2 separate regions of the Homo sapiens genome follow, and region 2 is linked to region 1. Evidence: chromatin loops called from intact Hi-C (ENCODE). Cell type or tissue: CD4-positive, alpha-beta T cell. All regions are shown on one strand.

Region 1 (8,000 bases):
GATAGGAGATTGTGGTTTTGTTGGGTCTGAAGGGCCTTAGTGGGTCAGGAAATAAAAGGATTGCAATGATTTAATACCTTTTACCTAGTCAAAGTTCCAACATAGGGTCATGATTTGAAATTTCAATTGGAATAATGTTTTGGAAGATTTTTGTAAATCATAAGTGTTGTACAAACATTACTTTGTTGATGTTACTGTTGTCATAAGCAGGATTGGTTACTTTGTATCAGAAGAGATTTAGCCTCTTAATGAAAAAAATCTCTGGTATAACATTAAAGATAACATTAAAACTCGGGTTTAACATTAAAGATAATTTTCTAGGCTTTGGCAGTAAAGGTTATGTTCTACTGTAGCATGGGGGAAAGGGAAGAAGACTGGAAGTAACTGTGTGCCCTTATTTAATCATAATTTGGTTCCTTCCAGTTTCTTTGCAGCTAACTCCACAAGTAGATAATTAAATAATGTTGATTATGGCTACAGAAATATACTTTGGTATGTATAAATTTAAGTCAAAAATGTAGTATAAGGATAACTGGCTAGGAGTGATGGCTCGTGCCTGTAATCCAAGCACTTTGGGAGGCTGAGGCGGATGGATCACTTGAGGTCAGGAGTTCGAGACCAGCCTGGCCAGCATGGTGAAACCCTTTCTCTGCTAAAAATACAAAAAACTAGCTGGGCGTGGTAGCAGGCACCTGTAATCCCAGCAACTTGGGAGGCTGAGGCAGGAGAATTGCTTGAACCCGGGAGGTGGAGGTTGCAGTGAGCCAAGATCGTGCCATTGCACTCCAGCCTGGGCAACAAGAGCAAAACTCCGTCTCAAAAAAAAAAAAAAAAAAAATTAGCCACGTGTGGTGGTGCATGCTTGTAGTCCCAGCTACTTGGGAGGCCGAGGCAGAAGAATTGCTTGAACCGGGGAGGCGAGGTTGCAGTGAGCCAAGATTGCGCCACTGCACTCCAGCCTGGGCTACAGAGGGATACTCTGTCTAAAAAAAAAAGGATGACTTACAAAGAAGGAAAGATTCACTCTAAGGAAAAAGCAAAGTATGAAAAGGAACCCCAAAATAGTCAGGCTTTCTACAGGGAAAATGTCTATCTAGCAATTAAAACAAAATTGATTAAAATATTCAATTACAGACATAAATACTAAAATGCCCAATGCCTTTTTTTTTTTTTTTTTTTTTGAGACATGGTCTTGCTGTGTCACCCAGGCTGGAGTGCAATGGCACGATCTTAGCTCACTGCAACCTTCACCTCCTGGGTTCAAGTGATTCTCCTGTCTCAGCCTTCTGAGTAGCTGGGATTACAGGCGCCTGCCACCACACCCAGCTAATTTTTGTATTTTTAGTAGAGACCGGGTTTCACCATGTTGGTCAGGCTGGTCTTTTACTCCTGGCCTCAAGTGATCTGCCTGCCTTGGCTTCCCAAAGTCCTGGGATTACAGGCCTAAATGCCTTTTAATATATGCTGTTAGACTAAAGACAAGTTTTGTCTGTAGCTTTGCTTCTTCCATATTTTTCTTTTTTTTGAGATGGAGTCTTGCTCTGTTGGCCAGGCTAGAGTGCAGTGGCATGATCTCGGCTCATTGCAACCTCTGCCTCCTGGGTTCAAGTGATTCTCCTGCCTCAGCCTCCCGAGTAGCTAGGCTTACAGGCACCACCACCATGCCCGGCTAATTTTTGTATTTTTAGTAGAGATAGGGTTTCACCATGTTGGCCAGGTTGGTCTTCAATGTGATCCATGGCACCCAGCCATATTAATTTACTTTTATTAAATATCTCACTAAAATAATTTCTTGAAACAATTTTATTAGGTTAAAAATATCTGCTGGGCATGGTGGCTAATGCCTGTAATCCCAGCACTTTGGGAGGCTGAGGTGGGCGGATCACCTGAGGTCAGGAGTTCGAGACCAGCCTGGCCAACTTGGTGAAACCCTGTCTCTACTAAAAATGCAAAACTTAGCCGGGTGTGGTGGTGCACGCCTGTAGTCCCAGCTACTCGGGAGGCTGAGGCATGAGAATCACTTGAACCTGGAGGCAGAGGCTGCAGTGAGCCAAGAATGCACCACTGCACTGCAGCCTGGGCAACAGAATGAGACCCTGTCTCAAAAAAAAAAAAAAAAGTGAATCAGAAATTGCGATTAAATTAATTAAAGGTATGATTAAGATTTGCTTTGGAGAATATTTGGGTGGTCTGAGGTTATCTATGTTCAGTAATATTAAGTTCTAGGATAAATTATATGTATACTTTTGAAAATAGAGGATACATTTTCAAATCTTGAACATGCTTTGGTTAAAAAAATAACATTTTAGATTGATCTGGGGTTTTTTCAAATTGCTATTTCAATTTGGTTCAAGCCACTTTTAGGCATGACCCCAAAGCTGCAGTGAAAATATTATTCCTGCAGAAAGAAAGAAGGGGAGTATTTATCATCAATAACTTATATTGCTACAAGGTTACAAAACTGATGTATTATCTTTAAACAAATGCCCAGCAAAACATAATAGGAGTAATAAAAAAACAGTTCAACATTATTAAAACCGAGGAAGACTTAATAACATATTCAACAAACAAAAGGAACTTCATGATCCTGCTCACTTCAGCTGCAACAAGTCTGTGACTAATTTTCTGTAGCAAGGCAAATTGTTCACTCTGGGTATATCAGCGTTGGGAGATCACAATGCTATGTTGATTTCATAGTTCAACCTTCCCTTCATTTCTTGGTTTTATTTTTTCACCTATAATATAGTTTTGAACTTTGTGCAGAAAAAAAGTGAGGAGGGAAATGCATAGAAATGAATTTCAGAAATTTCCTTTCAAAGTGAGTAGATAGGAAATTTGAAGGGAAGAGAGAATACATATGAACACAATCTATTATGAAGGAAAGCATTACTGATTAAGATACTAGTTTTGAAGACATGAAATGAAAGACAATGAGCAACCAGATTTTTCCTCCAACAATGGAAGGAATATTATAATGCATTTAGTTAACAGAGTATAAAGTATTAAAATGAGTCCTTGAAATATAGTGTAATATTTGGTATTTGCATATTACACTTTCTCCTTTGAAAAGCATTTTCACAATTAGTCCTTTCAATCTCTGCAACCAGGTGGGCTATCCTTTTAACCCAGAGAGGGGCAATGGACTCTGGGATAGACCCCAGCCACAGCTGCCGCTGGACCGTGGGGTCGTTCAAAGATCTGGGCAGAAGTCCAGTTTCCAGCTCAGCGGACACCAGCCTCTAGGGTCCCACAGCCAGGGGAAGGAGAGGCTCCCGAGAGCGACTGCTCCCGCCACCGTCCATCCCTGAAATGCAGTTTCCTGTTCACAACCCGCAGGGAGAATGCCAGTCACTGTCAGGAAATTTTAAGGTCCTGGGCGATGGAGGGTCAAGGGCACACTGGCTTTGTGGCATCAAAATGATATGGGTTTGAATCCTCAGACATTCTTTTACTGTGAGGGACCTTGGGCAGTCTCTCTGGGCCTCAATTTTCTCATTTGTAGAGCAGACATACTTTGCTTTATTCCATGGGGTTTACTGATGACTAAATGACACAAAACAATAAAGGTCTCAGCCTACCGCCTGAAGCTGGTGGTTATAATTAGCAGCTCTGGAATGGGTAGGGAACCATCTGTAACGGCTTGGGGAAATCTTCATCTGCAAGATGGGCACAGCGTAGATTCAAATCTGTCGCCCAGTGGAGAGCGATCCGGTCTCACTGCAACCTCCGCCTCCCGGGTTCAAGCGATTCTCCTGCCTCAGCCTCCTGAGTAGCTGGGATTACAGGCGCGTGCCACCACAGCCGGCTAGTTTTTGTATTTTTAGTAGAGACGCGGTTTCACCATGTTGGTTAGGCTGGTCTGGAACTCCTGACCTCATGATCCACCCGGTCTCCCAAAGTACTGGGATTACAGGCATGAGCCACTGCGCCCGGCCAGATAGTAAACATTGCTTTGAAAACACAACTGCAACCCACACCTCCCGCAACCCACACCTCCCCATCCCCCAATTTTTTTTTTTTTTGAGATGGAGGCGCGCGCCACCACGTCCGGCTAATTTTTGTATTTTTAGTAGAGAGTGGGTTTCACCATGTTGGTCAGGCTGGTCTCGAACTCCTGATCTCATGATCCGTCCGCCTCGGCCTCTCAAAGTGCTGGGATTACAGGCGTGAGCCACTGTGCCCGGCCTCCCACCCCCTATTCTAAATGACACTTGTTTCCAAAATATGGGGGCTGGAGGAGCAGATCCAGAACCCAAGGAAACGTGATCAACCAGGGCAATTAATCCAGAGGGCAGGACAGGCTGAGCCTCAGCTCTTCTCTGAATATCTGGGACCCCTGCGCAGCCAGGTGAACCGCCCGCGACCGCTGCTCCGGCGGGAAGCCTTCTCTGGGATCCTGTACGCCGACGCCCGGAATCCGGCGTGGTGCGCTGGGAAACTGAGCGGTGGAGGAAGGCGGAGCGGTTAGGGGCGGGACCCTAGGGGAGGGGTTGGGGGAGGGCTTTGACGTTAGGGCGGGGCTAAGGGCGAGACCTCGCCGAGTTCCACCGTTGCGCTCGCCACGTCTCCCTTAGCGAGCTCGCTGGGGACACGCAGGGGGAGGGAAAACTGAGCGGGGCGGGAACTATCTCCTCTCGCGAGAGCTGGCGACGGCGGCGGCAGCGGCAGAGGTGGCGGCGGCGTGTCCGTGAGAGTGGCGTGGGGGCGGGGAGGAGAGGCGGCGGCGGCAGTGTCCAAGCTACGCCACTCGGGCCGGGGCGTTGGGAGCGGGAGTGCAGAGCGTGGTCGTGGCGGCGGCGGTGAGAAGAGCGAGGCGGAGGAGGGGGTGCCATGGCCGGGCAGCAGTTCCAGTACGATGACAGTGGGAACACCTTCTTCTACTTCCTCACCTCCTTCGTGGGGCTCATCGTGATCCCGGCGACATACTACCTCTGGCCCCGAGATCAGAATGCCGGTGAGTCCCGCCGGCCTTTGCCCGCGAACCCGCGCAGGCCCCGCCAGCGCCCCCAGGCCCTGCGGCGCCCGCTTGCCCGGCCCCAGCCCGCGGCGTCCGGGATGACAGGGACGGTGCGGCCCGGCCTGTGTCCAGCGTCCGCCACTGGCGGGGCCCGGGTCAGCAGCGTTTCCCTCGGCGCTTCTCCACCTCCCTTCATTGTCCTCAGGAGTTTCGCTCGCTCCATCTTCTCCATTGTTGTGGACGCTCCTTGCAGCCTCCTCCTGCCTCTTTGTCTTCTCTGCCTTTGCTTTTATTGGGGATTTTTCTTTATGGAGGAAGCGGGATGGGGACTTGGGAGGTGAGCAAAGAGTTGGCCAAGAAGAGACTGAACGTGCGGGCACAACTCTCAGTCCGTCCAGTTCGCGGCCCTCATCCCCCGACTCCGGTTTCCCTGTTGCAGCTGCTCTTAACAGATGTTTTAGGGCATCTCTGAGCCGGGTGGCATGCTTAGGACTCCAATTGAGCTTTCCACCGCCTACCCCCGTCACTTCCTCCCGTTGCTTTTTCATTTGTTCACTCACTGTGGGGGTTGGAAGCAATGCCGTTATTCCTCTTAGCAAAAATAGGCTTTTTTCTATTTCCTTTTCTTCGGAGTTTCCTGTTTGTGACGGAAAAAGTGCAAGTATGAAGGATTAAGTCTCGTTTAATTAATCTTGTAGGGAATTTTGAGGTAGTGGGTCGATTTACTTTTGGTTCTAAGTCTTTTCACATTAAACAACATCGAATTAAAGCACAGAATAACAGATTCTTTTCATATTTCACTTGATGTTTGGGTAATGTTTGCATCCATTTGTTGCACTCTACTAGGACATATGGCAGATGGTATTCTTAAAGCTGATGTAACTGCGAGGGCCTAATGGGTTATTTATGGTAGTGTTAACAGTAAGGAGTGGGTTTTGAGTATTAACAACTTAGGGAAAGCTTTCTATTGCACAAGAGCTGTGCTAACTTGCTTAAATATCTTCTCTTCAATTGGGTGTGCTGGAGGTCTAGGTTGTCCAGGTTATATACTCTACTTGGAGAAGTTGTTAACAGTGAAGCCTTGAATCAGCTCAGAACTTGTTATACTTTCAGATGGATTCAGTGTCCTGTAACATTCTTTTTCCCCCCCGCCCCATGTGATCTGCAGGAAACTAACATTCTTGACTTGGAATAGAACTAAAATAAATTTAGGATAAATAGTAACAAAGGATTGCATCATTTTGTACGTTTGACAATAAGTTTAAAAATCCATTAGATGCAAAAATCTGTCCAAAGTTACTAGTCTTAATACTTTTTTTACTCAATGGGTAGTTTATGAAATTTGGATCTTGGACTGTTGTGCCTTATTTCCTAAGTGCATTTAAATTGTGTAGGTTCTTCCTCGATGTTGAAAAAGGAAAAAAAATTGGGTAGGTTCTTTGGGCAGTGATTGTGTATAAGTGAAGTCTTAATGCTGTAATGGCTTTTCTTATCTGCAAACCTAGGCCATTCTTGTGGTTGTTGTATTTCAAGTTAAAAGGGTACACTTTTCAGTAGTTTATTTTCACCTAACAGCCATTATGTGTGCAATTGGTAGTGTAGAAAACAAAAAGGTATTGGGAGAGTAGTCGGTGGGTTTGGCCAGAATGTGTTTTGATCAGGCAGAACAAAGGTATAAAAAAAAGTGTTTTGAGAAACTGCCCTGATTTCAGAAATTAGCCATCATTTTTTAATCTACATTGGATTTTTAAAGTTGTTCTTTTTTTCTTTTTAAAGCGGGGAGAGTCTCATTTACCCAGGCTGGTCTTGAACTTGCTTCAAGTCATCCTCCCGCTTCAGCCCCCCGAGTAGCTGGCCTTACAGACTTGAGCCACTGTGTCAGGATGGATTTTTGAAATTTGAAAGTCATATTTTCATGGTGAGTTTCGTATTATAAAATTCACCTGATTTCATAGAAGAATCATACTATTTATTTATTTATTTATTTATTTATTTATTTAGAGACAGAGTCTCACTCTGTTGCCCAGGATGGAGTGCAGTGGCTTGATCTTGACTCATTGCAGCCTCCACCTGCTGGGTTCAAGCAGTTCTGCCACAGCTTCCCCAGTAGCTGGGATTACAGGCGTGCACCACCAGGCTTGGCTTATTTTCGTGTTTTTAGTAAAGATGGGGTTTCACCATGTTGACCAGGCTGGTCTCCAACTCCTGACACCAAGTGATCTGCCCTCCTCGGGCTCCCAAAGTGCTGGGACTACAGGCATGAGCCACCACGCCCTGCCAACAAGTCATACTTGACCCCCTTCAGCATGTAAGTGTCTTTGAAAAAGTGGTGGTAGTTTAGGTGGAGGGAATTAATACTATTTGTAAATCATGGACTTCAACTTTTACTTTATTTAATCTTCTTAAAAATGCAGTGAGGTTGGCCGGGCATGGTGGCTCACGCCTGCCGTGGCTCACTTTGGGAGGCCCAGGCGGGCGGATCACCTAAAGTCAGGAGTTCAAGACCAGCCTGGCCAACATGGTGAAACCCCGTCTCTACAAAAATACAAAAAGTTAGCTGGGAGTGGTGGCGGACGCCTGTAATTCCAGCTACCCGGGAGGCTGAGGCAGGGAGAATTGCTTGAACCCGGGAGCTGGAGGTTGCAATGAGCCGAGATCGTGCCACCACACTCCAGCAATGCAGTGAGGTAGGTTCTATTATTATCTCCATTTACAGGTAAAGAAACTGAGGGTAGAGCATGTAAGTAATTTTCCTGTATGGTTGAACTGGGATTAGAACATTGGTCGCTTAGCTTCAGAGCCCTGTGTGGTTTCCATACTGCTAGATAGAAAGTTAGGTGAACTATTATGGGTGTCAGTTTGCCCGTTTTACATCCGGCTCTCTGCTTCAGGCTTGCCTTAGTCCATATGCATATTTTGATGTATTTGTTTGCTCTTGCTCAAAATTGTGTTATGAAAATTAAGGTGAATACTTAAATGCTATTCTAATCATTATGAAAATTGTTGGGCACCACTTGGACTTTTTTCTTGGATTTACCCTAAT
Region 2 (8,000 bases), 840 kb after region 1:
AATTGAGAGTGGGACTGCAGCAGTTTTCACTCTCCCTCATGTTTCTTTTTGCAGAATCCTATTGTGCAAACCAGATATTCAACAAAAATCAGATCCTGATGGCTGTACTGGGTGCTTACAATCTCAAGCTGCTATAAATTATTAAATAGTTCTCCTACACATAAGGAAAATGTCCAGCACAAATTGTCTGTAACTTTTCATTTGAAACCTCATTTTTTTCATGTTGGGTCATGGTATATCACTTACCTGCTCCACATTCCAATAAAGATAGTTGTTGGCCGGGCGTGGTGGCTCACGTCTATAATTCTAGCACTTTGGGAGGCTGAGGCGGTCGGATCACAAGGTTAGGAGATCGAGACCATCCTGGCCAAGATGGTGAAACCCGGTCTGTACTAAAAATACAAAAATTAGCTGGGCGTGGTGGCACATGCCTGTAATTCCAGCTACTCAGGAGGCTGAGGCAGGAGAATCGCTTGAACCAGGGAGTCGGAGGTTGCAGTGAGCTGAGATCGCGCCACTGCACTCCAGCCTGGGCGACAGAGCGAGACTCCGTCTCAAAAAAAAAAAAAAAAAAAAGATAGTTGTTTATTTTTTCAGCACACAGGGGTTAACCATTGAGGCATGTCTTTCTGTAGGTCCTATTTAATATAGTACTACCTCTCACGCCCCTGTTTTTCACCCTCTTACTTTTCTGTTGTGAGTATTCACAGAATCTGGATCTGCCAGCTACTTCTGTTTGAAGTTGAAGACTTGGCGAAATTATACATCCAGCAGGCAAGAAATAAAGTGGAAATGTCTCACAAGTAACAGTGAAATCTGTTGCGTTGTTTTAAGTCTTTACTGAAAAAAAGTCCTACTAAATATTGTCTTGCCAACTATAAATATATTTTAGCAATGATAAAAGCCTTTAGAGTAACAGTTATCTGAAACCTAATGTCTGTCTGTCTGCCACTCTTAATTATATATATTTACATTTTATATCCCAATCTTCTTTTATATCCCATTTTATATAACGCAATTTTCCATTTGAGTTTTTACATTTAGTGTCTCAGTGTTTTATATGGTCAAGTAGCCAGTTTTCCCCCTGCTACATTTTACTCAGGTACAAATGAAAATGAGTTGACTAGATCGATGGCAGCAGCTCTAATTTGAAATCTTGAAAAATGCATTTTTTATTAAGCAATTTCAAATTGAGCAGACCTCTAAAAACCAGGTTGTTATTTTTCCGGGTCTTTACACACACATCCGTATGAACCATGAACTGTTACTGCACTTTCAAAACTATTATGTCTTGAAGTTTCCAAAATTATATACAACTATTCCAATACATTTTTCACCTTTATGCGTTATTTTCCTTCTCCATATAAAAAAGAAAACCACATAGAAAACCATTTGAAGGAAGGTGATTTCCTTTCTTGGATAGCAATGACTTCTATTTCTATTAATAACTTATTTGAAACAAGCCACTTACTTTGTTAAGTAGATAGATCCATTTATGCAAATATAAGATACATACTTTTACAATAATATTCAAGGTCCGTTTGAGTTTCCTGAAAGTTGTTTTGAAAAGTCAGCTATATCAGTTCAATTATTGTATTTGACAGAAATCTTTTGTTTCAAGCAATATGAACAGAGAAATGTTAATTTCTATCTCTATTGTCTTATTATTTAATTTCTCCTTAAAAACCTGAGTTGTCACTGTGAAAGATTGGTTAAATATATATCCCCTCACTACACACGTTTCATCTAGTCCTCTTTCCAAAAATTTAACAAGGTCGTTTTACATTCTTAAAGCACCACAGCAAAGTGATTTAAATGCAAAATGTGCTTAAGTGCTACTTAACTATTCCTAACTCTTCTACTGGGAAATCCTAGAAAACTGAACTAATGAAATGCAACTTCTACTTTAAAAATTCTAATTATAACTGTCACATTAAATTGAAGGTGAGAATAAAACTGGTGTATCTGTTAACTAAGTCAAGCGATGTACTGTGTCGTACGTGTTATTTAATGTGCAAGTGTAAAAGTCAAGTTCTCTGCAGAAATCGAAGTGCCTCCCCTCAGTCTTCTGCGAATGTATAAATTAACCATTCTCCCCCAAGCAGTCCTCCTCCCTTCCTCCCTCCGCCCTATTTTAAATGTAGATAGGGCGACCTAAGTCTTTTGAATTTGAAGGGCTGCTATCTCGGCCCCATTCTTTTCATCATCCTGTTTTCAATGACACTGAGCACGTATAGATTCTTCTATAAAAGCACCCCCTGGATGCAGGGCTTGGTTCTTCAGGCTGCTTGCTTAATTTTGCATAGCAATTAGTACTGACTTCACTAAACCAGTAATCCAAATACAGCTCGAGAATGTTCCACGTAGTTCCTCAAACTTAACCCTGTGCCTTTTGATTTCAAGCCCGAAGGGGGGGAACTTGCATAATTACTAAATTCCCAATTGGAGTGGTCTGAAGGAGGGTACGGTAAACCCAAACTATACGTTAATTCAAACCCTCGCCGCGACTGGGCAGCAAGGAGCCAACATATGCCTTCTTTTAAAAATCTATTCTACCTATTCACTGACCGCGCAGGGCCGTGCCACATGGTCCTCCCTTGCAGCCAGTCAGCTGTGAGCAGCAGATGGGATCATTTGCATTTTTCTTTTTATACTTTCTTTGATCGGCAAATTAAAGGATTTTTCTTAAATTTACATTCTCATTGTTTGCCTAAAATACAAACGTGGCTAAACTGTTGAATTGGGCTTCCCTGACTCTCACCCAGCACCTCCCCCTCCCCCTACCCAGCCACTGAGACTTGAGAAAATACCCGAGGGGTAGATTTCGTATTTATCAACTGGGAATCTACAGTCCAAGAGTTAGGAGTAGACAGAATCAGCCTTTATTGAGTTGGTGACTCGTGTTTTTCTATTTTAGGCGCTCGGCGCAGACAGCCCGTGGGTTTGTGTTTGTGGGGTGTGTGTCTGTGAGCGCGGGCGCTTCCGAAGCTCTCGCTCCGCAGCCTCACACCCCAGAACTTCGGGTTGCAAGAGCAGATTTTAGCTCTGAGGCTCACAACAGAGGGCGGCCACCGTGCAGGGGGAGTGGCCAGAGCCAGCTTTTCCCAGCGCCAGGGTCGCTCTCCCGGGTCCCGCCGGACTCCATGCCGCCCCGCGGGGCCGCAGGAGCCACCCGGGCCCTCGCGCCCCAAGGTCTTTGTGCCGGTGGCGGCGCGGGAAGACCGGCCCCGGGGGCCTGGGCTGCGGCCCAAAGGCCAAAAATGCGGGAGAGGCGTGGGCGCGAGGCGGGACAAGCTCCGCACAGTCGCCGTCCCGCAAGGGGCAAAAAAGTAGAAAAAGCCGTTTGGGGCCAAACTCTCGGGTCTGAGAAACCACGTTTCCGAGGACGAACTCGCGGTGGGAGGACACATGGGGTACAGGGGACATTGTTCGCGGCGCCTGCCCGGCGCGCCGTGGGTGCGCGGCCGCCGCCCCCGCCCCGGGCAGCCAGCGCGGGCCCACGTGGAGCCACTGCGCTGGCCGAGCGCGCCGGGCCGCCTGGGTCCCGGGAGTGCGCGCCCGAGCTCCCCGCCGCGGCCGTTCACGCCCGAGCGCCGCCGCCGCCGGTCCCGCGTGTGCCCCGCTGAGGGGGAGGGGCGGGCCGGGGGTGGGGGCGGAGGGGTTGTGGTTCCACTGCAGCGGGGGCTCCTGTGTCCTTGTGCGGAAATGACACACGGAGTCCCGTCACGTCACGCGAGAGCGCAGCGCACGGACACACACAAAGAGAGGGGAAAATACACGGCGCTCGCCCGCCCGCCGCCCCCAGCGCCTCCCCGGGCCGCCCTGGCCAGGCCCTCCGCGCGCGGCCCCCACTCCCCGGCCCCGCGCCCTCCCCCCCACGTGGCGCCCAAACTCGGCGCGGGCCCGCCCGGCAAAGTACAGAACTCGCGTCCCAGGTAAGTGCGGGGCGGATCAAGCCGGCCGCGCGGCGGCGGCAGCGTTGGCGGCTCCGGGGCGAGCGGCCGGTAGAGTGGCTGCAACATCCATGCCGGGGTGGGGGCGGGAGCAGGGGAGGGGACGCGGAGGGGGGCTGCTCCGAGCGCGCCCGCCGGTAGTAGCGCCCACCCCCGCGCGGGCCGAGCGACCGGAGCGGGCGCCGGGCGCCCACGGGCTCGCCGCGCCCATTGTGCTGCGCGCCCCTTTGTGCCCGCTCGGAACGCGGCGGCTCCATGGCGTTCTGGGGAGCACGCGCGCCGCGCGGGGGCGGGGGGTTCGCGCGGTGGAACCGTCCGCGCCGCCGCCGCCGCCCGCCCCACTCGCGCCGCGCGCCGGCCCCGCACCCCCGCCGGGCGCCGCGATGGAGCGGCCGGGGCGGCCGGAAGGCTCTGCCGTACTCGCGGCGGCTTGGCGCTCGCGCTCGGCGGGGCTTTGGCGGGGCACTGCTCGGCGTGTGGAAGGGGGTGTCGGAGCGGGAGCAGGGGGCGGGGACTGGAGGGAGATGCCGGGCGGCGAGCGGGAGGCCGGGGGAGCAGCCGCTCGGAGGAACGAAGCCTCCGGAGGCTGCAAATGGAGCGAGGCCGGCCCGCGGCGGCGGCGGCCGGGAGCGGAGAGGGATGGGCCCCGCCGCCAGGGGGCGCAGCGCTCCCTTCCCGGCCGTTCCACGGCGGTTCGCGGTTCCCGCTGCCCAGGAGCTGGAGGCGGGCCCGGCGCCTTGGGTGTGCACCCGGGCTGGCGCGAGGCCTGGCCGGCCGGCCGCAAAGCTGAAGCCTGGGGCGCTCGCCGCTCCTCGTGAGCGCTCCTTTCCTTCTCTATGATAAACGTGATTTCCCACGCATGCTTTGCCCTTGCCTCATCCGTGAGCTGTGCACCACCGATTTGGAGGCCCTTGTGTGCTTGTTTACCTACGTCTCCCTATGTAGCTATTTTAAACAAGGTGTTTTTACAGAGATAAAAGTTTTATTGATTGCTCAGGTGGTCTTTCTGGAAGAATTCTGCACGTAAACGCTAACTCGACAAGAGTGCCGGGAGGAACAAGGTTACTCACTAGAGTTGGAAATGTGCAGTTCATCTCCTTAAAGTAACTTTTGAATGGTTGAATACAAATAGTAAACATGCCACAGGGCAGCGTGGCATAGTGCCAGAAAGCTACGGTTGCAGGAAACTGAGGTAAGGAACTGAGTCCTTCAGGTAGCCAGGTATATAAACGGCTGGGATGGAGGACTTTCTCTTGTTACCCGCTCCCCACTTCCACCCTTGCAGTCCGTTTTTCTCTCTTTTTTTTTTAAACCATTCATCCCTAGATATTGGCTTTATACTACCATACAAGAGCCTGTCAAGCTTTCCTCGGTACTGGGACTTGGGCAAGATTTTTTATCTCCCTCACAGTTTCACATCCCCAGCCTCTAACCCGGTGTCTCATAACTTAGTAGGCGTTCAGTGCGTATTTCCTAAATGAATGGAGAGAGCCTCTTGGATTCTAGAGGAAAGATGGAGCCAGAGCGCCAGTTGCTGCTGCTGGGTTAGCTGGTGTCTGTGTGGCCCTTGAAATCTGTCACATCAACCTCCTGTCATGGAACATGAGTTTTTTTTTTGTTTTTTTTTTTTTTTTGAGACGGAGTCTCGCTCTGTCACCCGGGCTGGAGTGCAGTGGCTTGATCTCTGCTCACTGCAACGTCTGCCTCCCGGGTTCAAGCGATTTTCCTGCCTCAGCCTCACGGAGTAGCTGGGATTACAGTCCATGTGCCACCATGCCTTGCTAATGTTTGTATTTGTAGTAGAGACGGAGTTTCACCATGTTGCCCAGGCTGGTTTCCGGACCTCAGGTGATCTGCCTGCCTGGCCTCCCAAAGTGTTGGGATCACAGGCATGAGCCACCGTGCTTTTTTTTTTTAGACAGAGTCTCGCTCTATCACCAGGCTGTAGTGCAGTGGCGTGATCTCTTCTCGCTGCAACTTCCGCCTCCCAGGTTCAAGGGATTTTCCTGCCACAGCCTCCCGAGTAGCTGGGACTACAGGCGCGTGCCACCACTCCCGGCTAATTTTTTGTATTTTTAATAGAGACGGGCTTTCACCGTGTTAGCCAGGATGGTCTCAATCTCCTGACCTCATGATCCGCTCACCTTGGCCTCCCAAAATGTTGGGATTACAGGCGTGAGCCACCGCGCCCAGCCTTTCTTTTTTTTTTTTTTTTCTTGAGACAGAGTTTTGCTCTTGTTGCCCAGGCTGGATTGCAATGGTCTGATCTTGGCTCACCGCAACCTCTGCCTCCTGGGTTCAAGTGATTCTCCTGCCTCAGCCTCCCAAGTAACTGGGATTATAGGCGCGCGCCACCATGCCCGGCTAGTTTTGTATTTTTAGTAGAGAGGGGATTTCTGCATGTTGGTCAGGCTGGTCTCGAACTCCCGACCTCAGGTCATTCGCCAGCTTCGGCCTCCCAAAGTGCTGGGATTACAGACGTGTACCACCACGCCCAGCGTTTTTTTTTGTTGTTGTTGATACCAGAGATGCCATCTTCTTGCTGAAGAACTAATATAATGGGAAAGTTTTATGTGATTCCGCCTACCTTCTCCATGCCCAGCAAGACGATAGGCTGGTTAGGAACTGGCAGATGAGACAGTCAGCATCCCAACAATCTATTAACAGGTGCCATATTGACACATTTTCTTTACATCCTCTCCCTGTGGGTTCTTTCTTGGCTCCTAAGCACCCCTGTGTGAGCAGAAGCATAGCAGAATGTCCAATAATTACAAAGAGAAAAATTGGAGTGAGCCCTGACACAGGTTTGATTAGGTGAAAATGTAATATCCTATATTAATGTCTCACCTGCTACTTTTTAGCGCTGCCTAGAAAGTCCCTGGAAACAATGAGAAGGAAAACAGCATGTTTATATGAATTGTATTGACACCATGATGAAAAGTTTAAAGACCTCAAATTGTATAATGTAGAAGCATAGAGTATGAAGGTCGCTAGCCAACCAGCAAAAATGATTTGGTGTTTGTATATGGGAGGCTGGGATGTAGTGTTTTTTTCCTGGTGCTTAATTTTTTTTTTTTTTTTTTTTTTTTTGAAACGGAGTCTCACTCTGGTGCCCAGGCTGGAGTGCAGTGGCGCGATCTCGGCCCACTGCAACATCCATCTCCTGGGTTCAAGTGATTCTCCTGCCTCAGCCTCCCAAGTAACTGGGATTACAGGTGCGTGGCACCACACCCATCTAATTTTTGTATTTTTAGTAGAGATGGGGTTTCACCTTATTGGCCAGGTTGGTCTTGAACTCCTGACCTCAAGTGATCCACCGGCCTCAGCCTCCCAAAGTGTTAGGATTACAGGTGTAAGCCATCGCGCCTGGCCTGGTGCTTAATTTTGGTGTTAAGTGATAGGTTTTGGTTGCTAACCTAATTGTATTGTTCCCATCATTGGCTAAGGTAAGCTTGGGGAATTAATTGTAGAATTACTCTTTGGAATGGGAAACCTATTCTGTATCTTTTTAGGGGTGTTTATAGGGATGTGTATGTGTTATCTCTCTCTTTTTTTTTTTCTGAGATGCAGTCTCACTCTGTCACCCAGGCTAGAATGCAGTGGCACAATCTCGGCTCAGTGCATCCTACGCCTCCTGGGTTCAAGTGATTCTCCTGCCTCACCCTCCCGAGTAACTGGGATCACAGGCATGCACTACCATACCCGGCTAATTTTTGTATTTTTAGTAGAGACGGGGTTTCACCATGTTGGCCAGGCTGGTCTCAAACTCCTGACCTTAGGTGATCTGCCCACCTCGGCCTCCCGAAGTGCTGAGATTACAGGCGTGAGCCACCACGCCTAGCCTACATGTGTTATCTTTCATAGAATGATACACTCCTAGAGAGTCAATTTTACTCTGGGAATTTTTGAGACAGGGTCTTTCTCTTTCACCCAACCTGGAGTGCAGTGGCACAGTCTAGGCCCATTGCAACCACTGACTCCCGGGCTCAAGCGATCCTCCCACCTCAGCCTCTCAAGTAGCTGGGCCTACAAGTATGCGCCACCACA

What was found. Peaks named below come from ENCODE experiments on the same cell type or tissue, not always from the same donor. Only the 100,000 strongest peaks of a DNase experiment are listed, where the experiment ranks them.
Region 2: it touches region 1 in a loop (3.0-fold over the local background); 5 of 110 quality-filtered maps call a loop at or near these places.

What each region holds. Positions count from the first base shown.
Region 1 is chr6:107,954,840-107,962,839 of GRCh38, reverse strand. It overlaps SEC63 (SEC63 protein translocation regulator), which reads left to right and starts at 4,632. Exons shown (of 21, transcript NM_007214.5): 1 at 4,632-4,954. The coding sequence starts at 4,831. RefSeq lists enhancers at 3,389-3,989, 4,592-5,193 and a silencer at 4,430-4,969. In CD4-positive, alpha-beta T cell, no CTCF peak of the experiment used is centred here; DNase peaks (open chromatin) are centred at 4,589 and 5,469; H3K4me3 peaks cover 2,365 bases; H3K27ac peaks cover 1,290 bases.
Region 2 is chr6:107,111,025-107,119,024 of GRCh38, reverse strand. It overlaps BEND3 (BEN domain containing 3), which reads left to right and starts at 3,510. Exons shown (of 4, transcript NM_001367314.1): 1 at 3,510-3,935. RefSeq lists enhancers at 1,495-2,260, 2,261-3,024 and silencers at 3,617-3,666, 3,707-3,756, 3,887-4,796. In CD4-positive, alpha-beta T cell, a CTCF peak has its summit at 4,635 (motif pointing right); DNase peaks (open chromatin) are centred at 2,264, 3,014, 3,724 and 4,604; H3K4me3 peaks cover 2,197 bases.